Linked DNA regions of Homo sapiens: region 2 is linked to region 1. Evidence: read pairs that join two places in POLR2A ChIA-PET (ENCODE). Cell type or tissue: Caco-2. All regions are shown on one strand. Links, peaks and the distances in the headings refer to the core of each region. The heading gives the core; the rest is flanking DNA.

Region 1 (9,833 bases), core at 1,823-9,822:
CTTTGCTTTCTCGGCTTCCCTAACATGTAAATTCTGAAGACCCATCTTAAACTCTCCCCAGTGTCCCAAATGAATTTATTCCAGTGAAGGGTAAGGGGCTTGCATTATGAACAATAGGTAGGTTTCTTTTCCAAGAGCTCTGGTCTGCTTTTGTTCATTTACTCATCTCATTTTGTGCTGTAGGAGATATACACTCCTTTTGTGCACACTGTAGATGCACAGGTATTTGGTGATGCCTCAGTCCTGGAGATCATCAGGAAGGCGGTATAGTACTGTTGTCTCAGACACCCCACAGGTGATAGACATTAAAAGAATGTAGATTTCAGCCGGGAGGGATGGGGGCAGAATTGACTACCCTATAGATGTCCTTTGAAAATTTTGATACAGATCACATTTTTTAGAGGTGAGTTCTACCTTATTTGCACTATGCATGCTTGCTACTTAAAATTTATTCCTTTGATCAACTCCTGTAAATGTGGAGTCCAGGATTTCCTACCTTCCTTCCCCAGCAGTCAGACAAATAGGGAGAATTATATTCCATGTTTGTGCAAGGCTAACATTAGCATAGATCATGAGGGGAGACCATGTGAGTCTCACTGCTGTTGTAGTGGCAGGGTAGATTTCAGATTGGGGTGAATTACAAAATGTGAACTGTTGCTAAAATGGTTGGATATAGAAATAACATTCTCAGAATCGGTTCGTGGTTCCATCAGTTATGTGACTTAGGACAGATTATTTCCCTCTGGCCTCAGTGTTTCTTTTACAGTATGGGATTAAATTAGATAAGCTTGTGTCCAGTTTTAAGCTTCTGTGATTGTATGAACCTAGCCATTCGGTTTCTGGAAATCTGTACTGAGTTTGGACCTTAAACTAAAGTGACCAGGAATGGAGCTCCAAATTTTGATCTGGGTACTGCTCTCCTGGTTTCCCTAGTGTGGTAGTGATTCTACACTGCAGCTTGAGAAATTCAAAGGGGAAGAGTCTTCATCTCTCCTTTTGGGGGCTGTCCCTGTCCTGCTAGTTATATCCTGGAGCAGGTAGACCAGAGGCATTCCTCCTGGATCCACTCCTCCTTGGTCCAATTAACCAAGAAGGAGTTAATGATACTGCAGAAGGACCCAAAGGTGCACTTCCCTGTTTGTGAGCACCTACAGGGACAGTTGACACTGGGTACTTACTCTGTGCCGGGCAGGGGATACTTTCTATGACTGTCCTCATGTAATCCTCACAAATAACACTGTAAAGTTAACATTATCATCCCTACTTTACAGGTGGGGTAATCCAGGCAGAGAAAAATAATTAATAGTAAGGGGAAAACAAAGATGTTTTAATCATGGATGCTTGTATGACTCCTCAGGTAGAAACCCTCCCTCAACTATCCCCAGCCCCTCCCTGACTTTTAGGGAAAGTGGGAGGCCACTGGCAGCAGTCTTCTGTCATGGATTCTGAGCTGCTGGGGAAGGAGCCTTTTCAGTTTGCCAACTCCAACTATAGTGTGGAGGGCCCTTACCTATTGGTAGGGCTTCTTGGCCTCCACGGTCAAGCTTATGATTGCAGAGGGGGACCTGAACTTACTTTGTTGTTTTTTTGTTTTCGCAACAGAGTCTCACTCTGTTGCTTAGGCTGCAGTGCAGTGGCGTGATCTCAGCTCCGCCTCCTGGGTTCAAGCAATTCTCCTGCCTCAGCCTGCCAAGTAGCTGGGATTACAGGTGTGCACCACCACACCTGGCTAATTTTTGTATTTTTAGTAGAGACAGGGTTTCACCATGTTGGCCAGGCTGGTCTCGAACTCCTGACCTCAGGTGATCCAGCCTCCCAAAGTGCTGGGATTACAGGTGTGAGCCACTGCACCCTGCCTGAACTTATTTTGAAGTACTCACGTGAAGACTTTGTGTTGGTGTGTTCAGAGTCTCTGGGCAGAGAAAAACACCCACTCCGCTACAGTCCTATCCTGCTTTTGAGAGCCTGTTTGCAGGTTCTAGCAGGGGAGCACTCGTATATCCTTGACCAAAGACCAGTCCTCCTCTCTCAGGGATGGTCGTCTTCAATCGAGCATGCAGCTTCGGGACAGATGCATGTGGAGCGGTGAGGGAGGAAGGGGACACCCACCTAGTCAGCCAGATCAGCCAAATCAACCCTGGTGATCAATGGGGTGACAGATGTCACAGCCAGATGGCCCTATCCTGCTTTTGAAGACCATGTAGTCCTCCTCAGTTTGCTTCTTTCCTTCTCCATATCCAGTTTTGTCGTCAAGTTAGGTTCTTTTTGAAGAGTTAGTTGTACAGTGGTCAGATTTGTTCAACTTTTGGATAAGCCTTTGGGGATGTTGGGGTTAGATTAGTGGCTTTGGTTTTTTGTTTTTGACCTTCACCCAGTACAGTAAAGTGGAAAACCTTGTGGCCATCTTCTTTTTCATATTTTCCCACCTTTTAGTTTTTGTGTGCACATGTTAAGCTTTGTAGTGTTGCCAAATACTTTGTGTCAGCCTGACTCCTTAGTAGTATATGGATCTAAACCAAATTTATTGAAAATTTCAGTTTATGAGTACCATTCAGTAGCCCTTAGTCATATGTATGAATAAGGAATGTGTAGTTTTATAGAAAGGATTTTCATTTTTGGTTCAGTTTGTGACCTGTGAGGAATATCCTTAGAGCTGCTGATGTAAATTTGGAGAATCCTCGAGTTAGAAAAGTAGGGATAAGAAAACTTGTCTACCTTCTCCATGTCCTTTGATGGGGCCAAAAAGGAAAAAGAAGAGTGGTGGTGGTTGGTGTAGTTTGTCTTTTCAGTCTTACGGGAAACAATGTTCCATGGGTGGTCCTTTGTAAGCCTATGGAGGATTTTCTGATTGGCTTTCAAGACTTGATCCTGCATCTGTGAGCTGATCCAGCATGCCAAGGTAGGCAATAGGAGTGTGAGCATGACATTGGTTTATTAAAGGAGTGGCCCTGCCACCCAGACCTTCAGCCCTCTATGCCACCTTCTTGCAGCCTCTGTACAACTTCTGGTCATTACCTGGGGTGGATAAGGAATTGGGAATTGCAGGCTGGTGCCTTTCTGGGTTAGGACTTTGGAAGTGGAAGAGGGAAGTGTTAAGGACTGACAAATGAATTTCAGCTCATTTGGCACTGAATTAGATCCCACTGGACCCAGGAGAAATCTGTTCTTGGTTATGAATAGGAAAATTAGAACCTCCCAAGGCAAGGGAAGGGTGGCCATAGAAAATGAAGGGCAAGTTACTCCCTTGTAGCAGAGAATGGGATTCCCTATCGACAGTAGTATGCTGGTAAACTGGCTGGCAGGGTGAAGGAAGCCATGACTTTTTGCAGTTGCCCAATTTCTACAGTTTTAAACTTACCAAGGCCACCTGCTTCAACGATTTCCTGATATGTAACAGTTGGCTCTTGCAAGCCATACAAGCTTGCGCCAGCACACTGCTGCAGACTTGCCTCAAGTATTTGAATTCCCATTATGTGCTCAGGTATATGCTGTGTGGCAGGAGATGCTGAAACAGTGTTTATTCTGAAGAGCTTTGTCATTTAATTGACAGGCAAGAAGCTGGAGAAACATCGACAGAATACAGTCGTGTGGCATGAATTGAATATAGTGGTCCAGAGTGAGAAGTTGAGTGCTGGAAAGATCATGAAAAGGGGAGCATATATAAGCTAGGCTTGAAGGATAACGATAATAGCTAACACGTGGTCATAGCAGTTCCAGCCTCTGTACTAAGCATCATGCATACATTATTTATATTAATCTTCAGAAATAGATACTATCCCCCAGTTTACACCTGAGGAACCTGAAGTTTAGTGAGATTAAGTATTTGCCCAAGTTATATAGATATGACATCAATTTAGTGTTGTAGTATGTCATTATTGTGGCTAGGAAGGAATAAGGCCAGTATTTGGAGCCTGGTCACTTCACTGCAGAACCCACACTCTTGCCCACTGCATCAGATTGCAACAATATAAAAAGGGGGGCTTTTCAAAGAGAGGAAAAAAGTCTAACAACAGTCCAAGGTTTGAGATTAGGTAGGAATCAGAATATTTGAGTTCTAGTCTTCATTTCACTTAACCATATATGTGGCCTTAGCCAAACCACATCTTCCCTCTATGCCTTGGATTGAGGGACTTGAATTAGATGGCCACTCAGTTCTTTTTTATTTCTGACATTTTGTGAATTTTAAGTTATAAAAATGGGAATGAGTATGCCTTTCTTAAGGGACACTGAGAGAATGTGCCCTGCTAGGGCACATTGAGGTTGGCAGAGGGAGTAAACAGAAGAAAACAAACTATAAAGGGTAACTCCTAAGTGGTAGAAAGCAGAGGCAGAAAAATGTTGGAGCTATAGACTCAGCTGTTCCATTCGCAACACCCGACTAGTCCCAAATGGAAGGGTCAGGGGGTGGGGACCTAACAGAGAAGATAAATTGGTGTTTGGTGTTGGGTGTTCCTAGAAAGCCTACTTCTCTCAGTGTCTCAGTAGCAGGTCAGAGCTAGATTTGGGTCATTTCTGAGGATCCTTGAGTATCACTCCTTTCCTAGCATTCATAAATTTAACAGATATCAGTAGAGCACCTGCTGTGTTCCAGGCGTTGGCACAGAAGCAAGACTAATCTGGTCCCTCTGCTTGTTGAAGTTACAGTCCAAGAGGAGAAATACATAATAAGCAAGTTACACATTTTGATAGGATTATAAGAATTGGGGTTTTGTTGGATTAGAGTCAGGGAATGTCTGTGACTTCAACATAACAGATAGGAGGGGACTGAGAGTGGAAATGGTAAAACCAGTTAGACTGTTAGAGACATCGAGCCAAGATGTGCTCGGTGATGAAAGAGTGCACAAATATCACAAAAATAAATGACAAATTTTTTTTATTGACTCAAATGTGATATTTAATATGGTTCTGGAAGATTTTGGTCCTAAAAAGGAGGTTGAAAGTCCATGGCGTTAATTATAATGGCAGTATATGAAAAATACATGAGTCTGGTTTAAAGTAGGTAGTTGTTCAAGAGATGTAGGACAGAAGAGTGACATGAACAGTTTTAATCACAGATTTCTAAGCAGAGATAGGCTTAGAGGTAGATTTCAAAGGAGATTAAACATGTTTTGGAAGAGATTAATAATCCCGTGGTTTATAGATCATTTAAAGGAAATGTTGCTCAAAGGATAGAAAACTACAGATGGAAAAGATTTGTTTATAAAGAGTTGATTCCAATGAGAAAGAAAAGGAGACAAATCTGTGAACAAAACTGCTTGCACAGGAAGCTCTGACCTCAGAATGGAAGCCAGGCCACCTTAGGGGCTCACATCAGTGAGAGTTCAGCCCCTTATCCTACTGAGGCACACATGAGCCCACAACAGTATGGCTGGGGTTTGATTCTGGGTTCAAAAAACTGAAAAAGGATTTAGTCCAGGAAAAGTGGTGTAATGGTAATGATTAGGAAGGAATAGTCCACCAGAAATTGAGGCCTACACAGGAAGATGATAATAGTAGCCCACTACACGTGTTTGGCCCAGACCAAGGGCATCTCTTTTGGGGACATTTGAGAAGTCGTGGAGTGAGAAGACAGCAGCTCCAGTTGTGGCCTGTAATCTTACCACCCCAAATAATCACTGCTAATGCTTTTGTCATTCACAACAACCTCTTACCAGGGGGAGGACCTGTAGTTCTCCAATTAAAAATTTCCCTAGCTGGGTGCGGTGGCTCATGCCTGTAATCCCAGCACTTTGGGAGGCCAAGGCGGGCGGATCACCTCAGGTCAGGAGTTCAATACCAGCCTAGCCAACATGGTGAAACCCTGTCTCTACAAAAATATGAAAATTAGCCGGGCATGATGGCAGGTGCCTGTAATCCCAGCTACTCTGGAGGCTGTAGTGGGAGAATCGCTGGAACCCAGGAGGCGGAGGTTACTATGAGCCGAGATGGTGCCATTGCACTCCAGCCTGGGCAACAGAGTGAGACTCTGTCTAAAAAAAAAATAATAGTTTCCCCAACATTTTATTATGAAAATTTTCAACATGTAGCAAAGTTGAAAAAAATTATACCCATATATCCGCCATTTCAGATCCTACAACTTAAAATCTTGTTTTATCACATTTCTTCAACAACTCCTTTTATTTTTTGGTGGATTTCAAAAAAGTTTCAGTCATCGGTACACTTGTAAACATTTCAACATGCCTTAACTTTAGTGCAACATTTGTTTATGGGTTGTTGGGTTTTGTTTTTTTTTTTTGTAAAATTTTACAATCAGATGTGTACACTCAGTGTTCCTTTAGATGGAAGTGGCAAATGCACACACTCCTGTGACCCATATTCTTAGAATGCTAAGAACGTTTCCCTTTCCACTGGGAGCTCTCTGCCTCTGCTCAGTTAATACCTTCCCTTCCCCTGGGGGAGAAGGGAGGACAACCAGTGTTCTGAATATTTACATCACAGATTCGTTTTGCCTGTTCTGAAACTTCATAAATGGAATCTGTTTACTTTATTCTTCATTTTTATTCATGTTACAGATACTAATAGATTTTTTTGTTGCTGAATAGTTTTCTATAAACATCACAATTGGTTCTCATATTGATGAATACCTGGGCTGTTTCAAGTTTTTGGCTATTGTGAATAAAGCTGCTGTGAACATTCTTATACAAATCTTTGTGGACATAATGTTTCCATTTCTTTTGGCTAAAAATGTAGGAGTGGAATCGCTCTTGGGCTAGGTGTTTGTTAGGTTTTTTGATAAGCTGCCAGACTGTTTTCCAAAGTGGTACATTTAATGCTTTCACTAACAATATATGAGAGTTCCATATCCTTGCCAGCATTTGGTGGTGGTGGTCTTTTTAATTATACTTTTAGCCATTGTGGTGGGTATGTAACAGTATCTCATTGTGGTTTTATTTTTCATTTCCCTGATAATTAACGCTGTGGATCACTTTGCTTATTTCTGATTCACATATTTTCCTTTATGAAGTGCCTGATCAAATCTTTTGCCCATTTTAATTGACTATCATTTAATATTGAGTTGTAGGAGTCCTGCATTTAAATTTCAAAGTTGAACTATACAAGATCAGGATAGGGGAGATTTATTGTTACACATCAGTTCAAGGCCTGAAGTGTGACTTGAGCAAAAGCACATTCACCATTTGTTCAGCAAATGGTTATTAGTACCAGCTATATACTAAGTACTAATACTAGTGATACAGAGATAATATCCAGCCCTAGTTCAAGGACCCCATAGTTTACAGGGTAGACAGACAAAAGTAAAAATTATGGTGTGGCTTCAATGTTAAGTCAGTCACTAAATACTTACTGATGAGTATCTACTGTAGGATAGATAGATACTGCTGTGGGTCCTGGAGCTAGCCAGAGTTCCTACTCTAGTATAGCTTATTTTCTGTAGTGTATAAGGAGGGAGACAGAGTGCAAAAGCCCTGAGGTGGTAAATAAGGTTGGTGTTAGGTATATGTGGATCAGAAAGGCCAACCTGGCTGGAGGATAGTTGCGTGGCTAGATGATTAGTTAGGCAAGGGTAAGGTCTTGCAGGGCCTTGAAGACCATGGTAAGAACTTTGGGTTTTATCTTAAGTGTTTTGGAAAGGCATTCCAGAGTTTTCAGTGGAAAAATGACATGATCAGGTTTCTGTTTGGCTAATAAACCCAGAAATGTGTGTGTATGGTCGCAGAAACACTAATGAGGAAACATCGCAGTCATCCAGAGCAGAGACAAGAAAATCCTTGGGGAAAACAGGCAAGGGTTCATAAAGGAATAATGTCATATTAGAACCATGGATGACAGGACATTTGCTAGGCAGGAAAGTCAGGCATGTGTGTTAGATGAACCAGAAATAACTTTGGATGACTAGTTCGGTGGGTGGGTGAGTGAGCGGCAGGAGGTAGAGCTGATGGCAAACTGGGAAGAGCTTTGAAGGTTGATCTAGGGATGCAGGGTTACCAGATTGCAAAACTACCAAATTCTATGTAGGTATGTCCTTTGGAGTTGTGCAGCAAGGTAGCTTTGCTAGGGAGTTTGGCTCCGAACCTAAAGGCAGCTATACGGGGCTTTTACTTGGAATAGAGACTGGAAGCTGGCATCTGGGATGACCAGGTGGAGCAGTGCTAGGACAGAAACCAAGCAGGACGCAAGAGACTAATAAGGCCTGAAGTTAGGTAGGGGTTGTTGAACTGGAAGTGGAGGCTTTGGGCTTAGAATGAACAGTCAAGAAGATTTGAGGTGTGGATTTGGGGGGAAAGCTGATGAGGCCTTTTTATTTATTTTGCTTGTTTTGTTTTTGTTTTTTATTTCATATAAGGCCTTTTAAAAAATACAAAACAGTATAAAATATTGAAACAATACAGAATTATGGAGTTCACAAAATTCTTATCTTCCACTCCTTTGAGCTACCTAAAACATTTGATGCATCTTCTATTTTTCTGTGTGTGTATTTATTTATGTTTGTATTCAAATCTGTTATAAAGATACACCTACAATTGAAGTTTAAAATGGAAGTTTACAATTGAAGTAAAAAATGGTCATACTCTTCCTATTATTATTATTATTATTTGAGATGGAGTCTTGTGTACAGTGCCATGATCTCGGCTCACTGCAACCTCCAACTCCCAGGTTCAAGTGATTCTCCTGGCTCCCGAGTAGCTGGGACTACAGGTGTGCACCACCACACCCAGCTGATATTTGTATTTTTGGTAGAGACTGGGTTTCACCACGTTGGCCACGCTGGTCTTGAACTGACCTCAAGTGATCCGCCTGCCTCGGCGTCCCAAAACGCTGGGATTACAACAGTGAGCCACTGCGCCCGGCCTATTTTTGATTTTTTCATAGGATACCAATATAATATAGTTCTGGCTTGTTTTTTAGCCACTATTCAGCATTCCGTTGTTCAGATGTATCATATTTAGTTGATAGACCTTTAAGCTGCCTTAGATTTTTCACTATTCCCAGCATTAGTGAAATGAGCATTCTTTTTTATTTGTCTCTGTACTGTGTAAACACTGCCTGGGAGAGCATGTGAGGTGACATGCATGGAGTTCAGATTGTGACTTGGGGGAAGCTGTGATCCTGATCCCTTGAGGGAGCATGTATTCTGCTCTGGGTCTGTCCTTGGGGAACCCCCAAGGGAGTGATCAGGATGGTCAGAAGTCTGCAGGCCACATTCTAGGGGCAACAGCCAAAAGAACTGCGGCTGTTTCTCCAGATTTCAGCTGGGACTGTTCACAGCTTCCAGGTATCAGATGAGTTCTCATAGGGAGATAGGGTAAGGCCTTCCCATGGAGCCCTAGGCTGGGGAAGAACTACCAGGTAGAAGTAAGAATTCCACAGAGTTAGGTCAGTTTGGGTAGGATTTGTATGGACCTAGACTTTCTGATGATTGGATTGTAAGACTGGGTTTTCTATCACTGGGACTGTTCATGCAGGGGCCAGGGTGCTGTGGAGGGGCAGTATGTGAAGCAAGTTGAACTCTGAAGCATTCCAACTTTGATAACAGCATTCCAGATGGAAACTATGAGGGACCAAGATGAGGTGCTGTGGGCTGCGAGGGAGGAGCGATTGACTGAGGATCAGTATAGGGGAGGGCTGACGCTGGAGGCATCTCAGGGTATAGCTTTGGGAAACATGGAATGCTGAGTGAAGCTCAGTGAAAGATCTGACCTCGTGTGCACTGCTGGTGGAGTGGTCTTCAGGTATATGGGCCAAGGGGGACACAGGGATAACAAGAGGTCTGAGGGTGATTGTTATGGTGGCTGCAGGAGGACGGAATTACCCAGGTGTTGTCGTGGTGAACCATGCAAGAAAATAATGTTCCCAGCAGAGGGAAGGGGTGAATC
Region 2 (11,508 bases), core at 1,403-9,402, 68 kb after region 1:
CCTGGCCACTTACAGCACATTGCAATTCAGACTAGCCACGTTTTGACTGCTCAGTAGCCACGTGTGGCTGGTGGTGACTGCCCTAGACAGGGCAGGCTGGATGATAAATTGGAGCTTTAAAAATGCAAGTGGCATACACAGTGGGAACTTGAGTGAAGGTTTCCCAACTCTCCTGGAAAAGGGGGTAGACTAAGGGGTTGAAGGGGATGGGGAAGAATCTCTGGATCTGCTCTTTAATTTCAGCACAACTTTGATGAAGATGAAATGGATGATCCTGGAGATTCAGGTAACAGATTGGGCTTTTTGCTCTGGTTCCATCTGCCCATCCCCTACCCACCCAGATATTTCTGACTGGGGCATTTTTGCTGTTTCCAGATGGGGTCAACCTCATTTCTATGGTTGGGGAGATCCAAGACCAGGGTGAGGCTGAAGTCAAAGGCACTGTGTCCCCAAAAAAAGCAGTTGCCACCCTGAAGGTGACTGGGTACTGGGAAGAGGAAAGTCTCCTTTGGATTCTGGACATCGGGCTGTTGCTGAAGTCCTTGCCTTTTAGATCTACAACAGGTCCCTGAAGGAAGAATTTAACCACTTTGAAGACTGGCTGAATGTGTTTCCTCTGTACCGAGGGCAAGGGGGCCAGGATGGAGGTGGAGAAGAGGAAGGATCTGGACACCTTGTGGGCAAGTTCAAGGTACATTTGGGGAAGGAAAGCGGAACCAGGGAGCCCAGGTGGGGATTCAGGAGGACAATTATCTTACCAGAGCTTTTTCTGTCTCCCCCCAACTCAGGGCTCCTTCCTCATTTACCCTGAATCAGAGGCAGTGTTGTTCTCTGAGCCCCAGATCTCCCGGGGGATCCCACAGAACCGGCCCATCAAGCTCCTGGTCAGAGTGTATGTTGTAAAGGTGAGTCTCCATAGCCCTGGCACGCCTCCAACTATAGCTAAGGTAATGTACACAAAACCTACAGAAGGAAGGCTTTGGGAGGAACCTCGTGATCACAGAGTTCAAGTTCTTCATTTTTCAGGTGAGAAATTGAATCCACAAATTTAGGAGATCCCCTAGGGTTATAAAGCATGTTCATGGCAGAACCAGAATTGGGAGTTGGTCTCCTGACCCCTGTTTGTAGTTCTAGTCCTGTAGAATGGCACGTATAATTCTAGGATGAGAACAGGGCTGAATCTCAGGCTTCAGAAGGCTTGTTACCAAATACCTTTGTCCAACTTTGTCCATTGGTGCAGTTTTCATACTGAGTTCAGCAGGGCCTTGAAGTATTCTTAAAGATATCTCGGAGCCGGTTGTGGTGGCTCACGCCTGTAATCCCAGCACTTTGGGAGGCCGAGGCGGGTGGATCACGAGGTCAAGAGATCGAGACCATTCTGGCCAACCAACATGGTGAAACCCCATCTCTACTAAAAATACAAAAATTAGCTGAGCATAGTGGCTCATGCTTGTAGTCCCAGCTACTCGGGAGGCTGAGGCAGGAGAATCACTTGAACCCAGGAGGCGGAGGTTGCAGTAAGCCAAGATTGCGCCACCACGCTCCAGCCTGGGTGACGGAGCGAGACTCCGTCTCCAAAAAAAAAAAACAAAAAAGAAAGTGAGTGGCAAAGGGATGGAACGAAAGGGGGAAAGGGGTCAGGGTTGCGAGAATGAGGACAAAAATGACACTTCTCAAAGTAGATCTTTTTGTATACCTCTGACTCTTAGAACTGTAGCAGTGTTTCACATGCCCCTACAATAGACAGAAAATTAAAAGCAATCACAGTGTTGAGGAAACCTAACATGGAATACAAACACTAACAAATGACCCTCACTGTATTACAAATGAACAATATAACCACACTGAAGGAAGTGAAGAACAAAACCAAGTAACTCTGGAAAACAGTAATTTGACAGGGCTCTATAAAACTCTAGATGGGCCTGGTGCAGTGGCTCACACCTGTAATCCCAGCACTTTGGGAGGCCAAGACAGGAGGATCACTTTAGCCCAGGAGGTCAAGACCAGCCTGGGCAACAAAGTGAGACTCCATCTCTACAAAAGATTAAAAAACTAGCTGGATGTGGCTGGGTGTGGTGGCTCATGCCTGTAATGCCAGCACTTCAGGAGGCTGAGGCAGGTGGATTGCCTAAATTGGGTGGATCGCCTGAGGGTCAGGAGTTTGAGACCAGCCTGGCTAACAGGGTGAACCCCGTCTCTACTAAAAATACAAAAATTAGCTGGGCATGGTGGCACGTGCCTGTAGTCCCAGCTGTTTTGGAGGCTGAGGCAGGAGCATTGTTTGAAGCTGGGAGGAGGAGGTTGCAGTGAGCCAAGCTTGTGCCACTGCACTCCAGCTTGGATGACAGGGAGAGAGCTTGTCACAAAAAACAAAAACAAAACAAAAAACCAACTAAACTAAAGATAAAGAGAGCTGAACATAAATGCTGTCATCTAGTTAGAAGTATGTGTTAGCAATTCTGAAACTATATTATGTGTATACTGGTATACATGAATAAGTAAACTATATTGTAGATAATGAGAACCAGGTTTCTTACTGTTGGAGAAAGAAGTTACAGATAAGGAAAGGGGATTAAATGAATGCTGTGGTATTAGATCAGAAACAGAAGTATCTGTATAAACTCATGTTTTTAAATATACACAGATGGAAAGATACAGAAATATAGATATGTGTATATATATGTGGATTATGTTATTCATGTTTGCTATCTCCGTTTGCTGAGAAGGCCTAGAATCAACAACATCCTAGTAGCAGTGAGCAAACCAGGTGCCCAGATTTTGGTTTCTAAAAACCATTATTTAATAAAAGGATTAAGGACTCCTTGGAGTTGATTCCAGGACTAGGACTGGGAAAATATAAGTCAAATCTGGAGCATCTTGTGGGGCAGGAGTAAGGAAGTGCTCAAAAAAGGATGGGGGCTTGATGAAAGAATGAACACAGGAGCCAACCTGAAGGAGCTCCTAATGGTTAAGACTTGAAAAATTGGGGCAACAGAATAAGTAATGAGGCTGGGCACAGTGGCTTTCGCCTGTAATCCCAGCACTTTGGGAGTCTGAGGCCAGGGGTCCAAGACCAGCCTGGCCAACATGGTGAAACCCTGTCTCTATTAAAAATACAAAAATTAGCTGGGTGTGGTGTCAGGCACCTGTAATCCCAGCTACTTGGGAGGCTGAGGCAGGAGAATTGCTTGAACCTGGGAGGTGGGGGTTGCAGTGAGCCAGGATTGTGCCATTGCACTCCAGCCTGGGCAACAAGAGCAAGATTCTGTCTCAACAACAACAAAAGTAATGATAGTATTGGATATTCAGACTTTCTTTTTTCTTCTTTTCTCTCTCTCTAGCTCTTTTTTTTTTTTTTTTTTGAGACGGAGTTTCGCTCTTGTTGCCCAGGTTGGAGTGCAATGGCACTGTCTTGGCTCACTGCAACCTCTGCCTCCCAGGTTCAAAGGATTCTCCTGCCTCAGCTTCCCAAGCAGCTGGGACTGCAGGCATGTGCCACCATATCCTGCTAATTTTGTATTTTTAGTAGAGACAGAGTTTCTCCATGTTGGTCAGGCTGGTCTCAAACTCCCGACCTCCGGTGATCCGCCCGCCTGGGCCTCCCAAAGTGCTGGGATTACAGGTGTGAGCCACCGTGCCCAGCCTGCCTTCTTTTTTTGTTGTTGTTTTGAGATGGAGTCTTACTCTTGTTGCCCAGGCTGGACTGCAATGGCACAATCTCAGCTCACTGCAACCTCCACCTCCTGGGTTCAAGTGATTCTCCCACCTCAGCCTCCGGAATAGCTGGGACTATAGGCACACACCACCATGCCTGGCTAATTTTAGAGATGGGGTTTCATTCACCATGTTGGCCAGGCTGGTCTCAAAGTTTTGACCTCAAATGATCCGCCTGCCTCATTACAGGCGTGAGCCACTGCACCCAGCTCTCTGTCTCCTCCTAATGCTCCCATTATACGTGTGTTGGTGTACTTAATGGTGTTCCACATTTGTTTGAGGCTCTATTTCATTTTTCTTTTTTCTCTTTTCTCTCTGTTCTTCAGCTTACATAATCGCTTTTGATCTAGCTTCAAGTTTGCCAATTCTTTCTTCTGTTCAAATCTACTATTGAGCCTCTCTAGTGAATTTTAAATTTTAGTTATTGTACTTTTCAACTCAAGAATTTTCATTTGGTTCTTTTTAAAAAAATGTATGGCTTGGCTGGGTGTGGTGGCTCATGCCTGTAATCCCAGCACTTTGGGGGGCTGAGGCGGGTGGATCATGAGGTCAGGAGACGAGACCATCCTGGCTAACACGGTGAAACCCCGTCTCTACTAAAAAAAATACAAAAAATTAGCTGGGTGTGGTGGCATGTGCCAGTAGTCCCAGCTACTTGGGAGGCTGAGGCAGGAGAATTGCTTGAACCTGGGAGGCAGAAGTTGCAGTGAGCTGAGATCACACCACTGCACTCGAGCCTGGGTGACAGAGTGAGATTCTCTCAAAAACAAAAAAAAAAATGTATATCTCTTTATTGATATTCTCTATTTGATGCAACGTTATCATCATACCTTCCTTTACTTCTCTAATCAAGCTTGCCTTCAGTTCTGTGAACATGTTTACACTGGCTACTTTGAAATACTTTCCAGTCGGCCGGGCGCAGTGGCTCACGCCTGTAATCCCAGCACTTGGGAGGCCGAGGCAGGCAGATCATGAGGTCAGGAGATCGAGACCATCCTGGCTAACATGGTGAAACCCCATCTCTACTAAAAATACAAAAAATTAGCTGGGCATGCTGGTGGGCACTGTAGTCCCAGCTACTCGGGAGGCTGAGGCGGGAGAATGGCCTGAACCCAGGAGGCGGAGCTTGTAGTGAGCCGAGATTGTGCCACTGCACTCCGGCCTGGGCGACAGAGCAAGACTCCGTCTCAAAAAAAAAAAAAAAAAAAAAAAAAAAATATATATATATATATATATAGATAGATAGATAGATAGATACATACATACATACATACATACATACACACACACACACATACATACTTTCCTGTTAAGTTCAACATTGTGTTGCTCTCACGGGCATTTTTTGGGGGGTGGATGGAAAAATAATTTTTCTATTTCTTTGCAGGCCTCATAATTTTTTGTTGGAAACAGCATTTAGATAATATATGATAGCAACTCTGGGTACTGAGGTTTCTTGTTATTTGCTTGTTTATTTGTTTAGTGACTGGCTGGATTATTTTAGCAAAGTCTATTTCCCATCCCCTGTGTTAGATCACTGATGTTGCTACTCTGGCAGGTGCAGCTTTGGATATACCACTGTCACCCTAGGATGACAGTGGTACTGGTAGGGCCCTCTTGCATTCTTTTCCCTGACCACACCCAGTTAAGCTCTACTTATTGCTCTGTCATTTGCAGTAGTATCCTGGGAGCATAAAATCCTCTACAAATAAATCTAATCAAATGGTGGCTCTTTCCAATGAATACTTTCTGAGGTTAGTGTTTGATATTTGTTTTAACCCCAGGAGAGCTCCTCCCAGCTGTCTTATCCTTTGGCTCTCCCCTGTAAAATAGATACAGCCTGTAGTCTAAGCTGTATCTTCATTACATCCACGAATCTCCTCCCAATCCCTTCACTACAACGTCCACTTTTTTTTTCTTCTTTAGACACAGTCTCACTCTGTTGCCCCAGCTGGAGTGCTGTGGCACAGTCTCGGCTCACTGCAACCTCCGCCTCCTGGGTTCAAGCAATTCTCTTGCCTCAGCCTCCCGAGTGGCTGGGATTACAGGCGCCTGCCACCACATCCAGCTAATTTTTTGTATTTTTAGTAGAGACAGGGTTTCTCCATGTTGGTCAGGCTGGTCTTGAACTCTTGACCTCATGATCCGCGCCCCCCCCTTGGCCCCCCAAAGTGCTGGGATTACGGGCATGAGCCACTGTGCCCGGCTGAGACCCTATCTCTACAAAAAAATTTAAAAGTTAGGCCAGGTGCAGTGGCTCACCTCTGTAATCCCAGCACTTTGGGAGGCCAAGGTGGGCAGATTACCTGAGGTCAGGAGTTTGAGACCAGCCTGGCCACCATGGTAAGACCCCAATGCTCTACTAAAAATACAGAAATTAGCAGGGCATGGTGGCATGTGCGTAGTCCCAGCTACTAGGGAGGCTGAGGCACGAGAATTGCTTGAACCTGGGAGGCAGAAGTTGCAGTGAGCTGAGATCATGCCACTGCACTCCAACCTGGGCGACAGAGCTAGACTCTGTCTCAAAAAAAAAAATAAAAAATAAAAACAAAATAAAAATTACCTGGACGTGGTGGTTCCTGCTTGTTGTCCCAGCTACTCAGGAGGCTGAGGTGGGAGGATTGCTTGAGCCACTGAGGATGCAGTGTGCCAGAAAAAAAGGAAGAAAACTTACTTATTTTTGAGATAGTCTTGCTCTGTCGCCCAGGCTGGAGTGCAGTGGTGCAATCTTGGCTTACTGCATCCTCCACCTCCTAGGTTCAAGCAATTCTCCTGCCTCAGCTACCTGAGTAGCTGGGATTACAGGTGCCTGCATCCACGCCTGGCTGATTTTTCTATTTTTTAGTAGAGACAGGGTTTTGCCATGTTGGCCAGGCTGGTCTTGAACTCCTGGCCTCAAGTGATCCACCCACCTCGGCTTCCCAAAGTGCTGGGATTACAGCCATGAGCCACCATACCTGGCCAGAAAACCTGAATAGTACTATAAGTATTAAAAGAAATTGTGTCAGAAACTCCAGACCAAATGGTCTCAGCAGCAGTTTCCACCAGTTATGGATGAAACAATTTTAATCTTACACAAACCATTTCAGAGAATATAAAAAGAAATACCCCAGTTAATTCCATGAGGGTGGCATAATGTTGATGCAAAACCTGAGAAGAATGACATGAGAAAGTATAATTCTAGGCCAGTTTCACTCACAAACATTTATTCCACAGGTATTTCTTGCATTTTTTTTTCTTTTTTTTTTTTTTTTGAGACGGAGTTTCGCTCTTGTTGCCCAGGCTGGAGTGCAATGGCGCAATTTCGGCTCACTGCAACCTCCGCCTCCTGGGTTCAAGCGATTCTCCTGCCTCAAGCTGGGGTTTACAGGCATGCACCACCACACCCAGCTAATTTTGTATTTTTAGTAGAGACAGGGTTTCTCCATGTTGGTCAGGCTGGTCTCAAACTCCCGACCTCAGGTGATCTGCCCGCCTTGGCCTCCCAAAGTGCTGGGATTAGAGGTGTGAGCCACCGTGCCCGGCCTTTCTTGCATTTTTTATGAGGTACTAGGCAGTGTTCTGGGTACTGGTGATAAAAAGCAGTGAGTAAAACAGATGAAAATCAGTGCCCTCGTGAACTTTACATTCTAGTGAAAAGAGATGAACAATAACCATAATCAATAAGTAAATTATATAGCTTACGGGCTGGGCATGGTGGCTCACGCCTGTAATCCCAGCACTTTGGGAGTCTGAGGAGGGGGCAGATCACCTGAGGTCAGGAGTTCGAGATCAGCCCGAACTCCTGTCTCTACTAAACATACAAAACCCGTCTCTACTAAAAATACAAAAATTAGCCAGGCCTGGTGGCACATGCCTGTAGTCCCAGCTACTCAAGAGGCTGAGGAAGGAGAATTGCTTTAACCCAGGAGGCAGAGGTTGCAGTGAGCTGAGACCACACCACTGCACTCCAGCCTGGGCGACAAGAGCGAAACTCCATCTCAAAACAAAAAAAAGTTATATATCTTATTTATATGTTAGAAAATTATAAGTGCTGTGGAGAAAATATGTCAGGATAAAGGGATGGGGGAGTGCTGGGGGTGGGTTGCAAATGGATGGTCGGAGTTGATAGACCTCAATAAGACTTTTTTTTTTTTTTTGGTAGAGACGAGGTCTTGCTATGTTGCCCAGGCTGGTCTCGAACTACAAAATGCTGGATTACAGGAATGAGCCACCATGCCCGGCTGAGAAAGTGTTATTTAAACAAATACTAGAGTTGGGCACAGTGGCTTCCACCTGTAGTCCCAGCTACTAGGAAGGCTGAGATGGGAGGATTGTTTGAGCTTGGGAGGTTGAGGCTATAGTGAGCTGTGATGCCACCACTGCAGTTCAGCCTGGGTGACAGAGAGAGACCCTGTCTCTTAAATACACACTAGGAGGGGGCCAAGGAGTTATCCAGGTGGCTACCTGAGGGAGAAAGCATTCCAGGCAGAACAGCTGGTACAGAGGCCATCAGGTAGAACCATGACTCGTGTGTGACAAACAACAAGGGGCCCCTTGTGGCCGTAGCAGGCAGGATAAATGAACAGGTTTTAGGAATTAAGGCTTCAGAGGAAATGGAGCAGTGATGGGCAGAGAAAGCAGATCATGTTGGGTTTTGTTATTCACTTTATTCTGAATTACATGGGAAGCCATAGGAAGGTTCTGAGCAAAGGAGTGCCAGAATATAACTTACATTTTCTTTTTTTTTTTTTTTTTTTTTGAGACAGAGTCTCGCTCTGTCACCCAGGCTGGAGTGTAGTGGTGCTATCTTGGCTCACTGCAACCCTTTCCTCCTGGGCTCAAGCGATTCTCCTGCCCCAGCCTCCCAAGTAGCTGGAATTACAGGCGCTCGCCACCACGCCTGGCTGATTTTTATATTTTTAGTAGAGACAGGGTTTCGCCATGTTGGCCAGGCTGGTCTCAAACTCCTGACCTCAGGTGATCCACCCGCCTAGGCCTCCTAAAGTGCAGGGATTACAGGCATGAGCCACTGCTCCTAGCCTTTATTGTCCTTTTAAAAAAATGAATGTCAGGCCAGGCGCAGTGGCTCATGCTTGTAATCCCAGCACCTTGGGAGGCTGAGGTGGGCGGATCACGAGGTCAGGAGTTCGAGACCAGCCTGGCCAACATGGTGAAACCCAGTCTCTACTAAAAATACAAAAAATTAGCCGGGCGTGGTGGCAGGCGCCTGTAATCTCAGCTACTCAGGAGGCTGAGGCAGGAGAATCGCTTGAACCCTGGAGTCAGAGGTTGCAGTGAGCCGAGACCGCGCCACTGCGCTCCAGCCTGGGTGACAGAGCGAGTCTCTGACTCAAAAAAAAAAAAAAAAGAAAAAGAAAAAATTAAGATCATCTTAGTGGGTATAAAGTGGTATCTAATTGTGGTTTTGATTTGTTTCCTAATGACACTGAACAGTCTTCATGTGGTTTTTAGAACTTTGTATATCTTGGAGACATGTCTAAAGTCCTTTGTCCGTTTTAAAATTAGATTGTTGTTTTGTTGTTGAGTTGTAGGAGTTCTTTGTATATTCTGGCTACTAGATTTTTATATGGCTTGCAAATATTTTCTCACTTTCTACGTTGTCTTTTCACTCTATTGATAGTGTCCTTTAAAGCAAAAGAGATTTTAATTTTGATGAAGTCTATTTTTATTTCTTTTATTGACTGTGCTTTTTGGTTATAGCTAAGAAACCTTTGCAAAATCCAAGGTCATGAAGACTTTTGCCTGTTTTCTGCTGTGAGTTTGAGTTTTGACTCTCATGTTTAAGTCTGTGATCCATTTGGGGTTAGTTTTTGTATCTAGTGTGAGGTGAGGGTCTGACCTCATACTTTTGTATGTGACTGTCCAGTTGTCTCAGCTCCATCTGTTGGAGAGATGGTTCTTTTCCCATTGAATGGTCTAGGTACCCTTGTTGAAGATCAATTGACCATAGATATGTGGATTTCTTTCTGGACTCTCAGTTCTATTCTACTGATCTATGTTTATGCCACTACCATACTCCTTTATTACTGTCTCTGCAGTAAATTCGCGGGTTTTTTTTTTTTTGAGACAGGGTCTCACTCTGTTGCCCAGGGTGGGGTGCAGTGGCATGATCACGGCTCCCTGCAGCCTTGACCTCCCAGGCTCAAGCGATCCTCCCACCTCAGCCCCCACAAGTAGCTGGGACTACAGGCGCATGCCACCACACCCAGCTAATTTTTTCTATTTTTTAGTAGAGACAGGATTTCACCATGTTGCCCAAGCTGGTCTCGAACTCCTGAGCTCCTGCCTGTCTTAGCCTCCCAAAGTACTAGGATTATAGCCATGAACCACTGAGCCGAGCCAGCACAGGAAATTAAGGCTTGACTGAGTATCTCTAAGTAGGATTTGGACAGGACAAGAGAAGAAAGAGATTTCAAAGAATAAAATTAATATGTAATCACAAGGAGAAAAAAAGCTTTGCCTTTATGAAGACTGCATTCTAGTAGGAGAAACAAACATTAACAAAATAAGTAAATGTTTCAGTGCGTTAGAGAGGCATAAGTGTGGCCAGGCGTGATAACTCACGCCTGTAATCCCAGCACTTTGGGAGGCTGAGCCAGGCGGATCACCTGAGGTCAGGAGTTTGAGACCAGCCTGGCCAGCATGGTGAAATCCGTTCTCTACTAATAATACAAAAATTAGCCAGGTGTGGTGGCATGTGCCTGTAATCCCAGCTACTCGGGAGGCTGAGGCAGGAGAATCCCTTGAACCTGGGAGGTAGAGGTTGCAGTGAGCCGAGATCATGCCATTGCATTCCAACCTGGGCAACAGAGCGAGACTCTGTCTCAGGGAAAAAAAAAAAAAAAAAAAAGAAGAAAGCATAAGTGCTATGGAAAATATAAATACCAAAAAAAAATCAAGTTGGCACAGTGGCTCATGCCTGTAACCCCAGCTACTCAGAAGGCTGAGGTGGGAGGACTGCTTGATGCCAGGAGTTCTCGAGACCAGCCTGGGCAACAGAACAAGACCCAATCTCTAAATTAAAAAGATGTAAAGATCATCATAGAGAAAGTACAGATTACCACAATGGAATGACAGTCAGCCCATCAACTTCTCTACAGCAACCAAAAGTGCTGGAAGAAAAATAGAATAATATCTTCAAAGCACTGAGAGAAAAATAACTATCACCCTTGAATTGTGTGTCCCAGGAAACACTCATTCAAGAGAGAAAAAAATGAAAGACCTCTTTAGGCAAACAACAATTGAAAAAATCACCCAACAACTTTCAGTCAAGAAACTACACAGGGCTGGAGGTGCAGAGGCTCACACTGTGTAATCCCAGGACTTTGGGAGGCTGAGGTGGGAAAATCATTTGAGGCCGGGAGTTCAACACCAGCCTTGGCAATGTAGTGTGAGACCCCTGTCTCTATAAAAAGGGGGGGAAAAAAACTACACAGGATGTAATTTCTTTCTTTCTTTCTTTCTTTTTTTTTTTTTTTTTTTGAGACGGAGTCTCGCTCTGTCGCCCAGGCTGGAGTGCAGTGGCGCAATCTCGGCTCACTGCAAGTTCCGCCTCCCGGGTTCACGCCATTCTCCTGCCTCAGCCTCCTGAGTAGCTGGGACTACAGGTGTGCGCCACCACGCCTGGCTAAGTTTTGTATTTTTAGTAGAGATGGGGTTTTCCATGATGGCCAGGCTGGTCTCAAACTCCTCACTGCAAATAATCCACCTGCCTTGGCCTTCCAAAGTGCTGGGATTACAGGTGTGAGCCACTGCGCCCGGCCCAGGAGTTTGAGACCAGCCTGGGCAACA

What was found. Peaks named below come from ENCODE experiments on the same cell type or tissue, not always from the same donor. Only the 100,000 strongest peaks of a DNase experiment are listed, where the experiment ranks them.
Region 2: POLR2A ChIA-PET joins it to region 1 with 6 read pairs; 6 of 35 experiments call an interaction of 5 or more read pairs at or near these places.

Annotation. Positions count from the first base shown.
Region 1 is chr20:35,635,494-35,645,326 of GRCh38, reverse strand. The region is part of intron 1 of CPNE1 (copine 1); the gene reads left to right. It also overlaps the pseudogene RN7SKP271. Among named protein-coding and RNA genes, the nearest start is that of CPNE1, 24 kb to the left of the region's middle. RefSeq lists an enhancer at 9,073-9,572. In Caco-2, for the core only: no CTCF peak of the experiment used is centred there; a DNase peak (open chromatin) is centred at 9,506.
Region 2 is chr20:35,565,564-35,577,071 of GRCh38, reverse strand. It overlaps the pseudogene FER1L4. Among named protein-coding and RNA genes, the nearest start is that of ERGIC3, 29 kb to the right of the region's middle. RefSeq lists a silencer at 1-66. In Caco-2, for the core only: CTCF peaks have their summits at 8,060 and 8,261; DNase peaks (open chromatin) are centred at 5,311 and 8,231.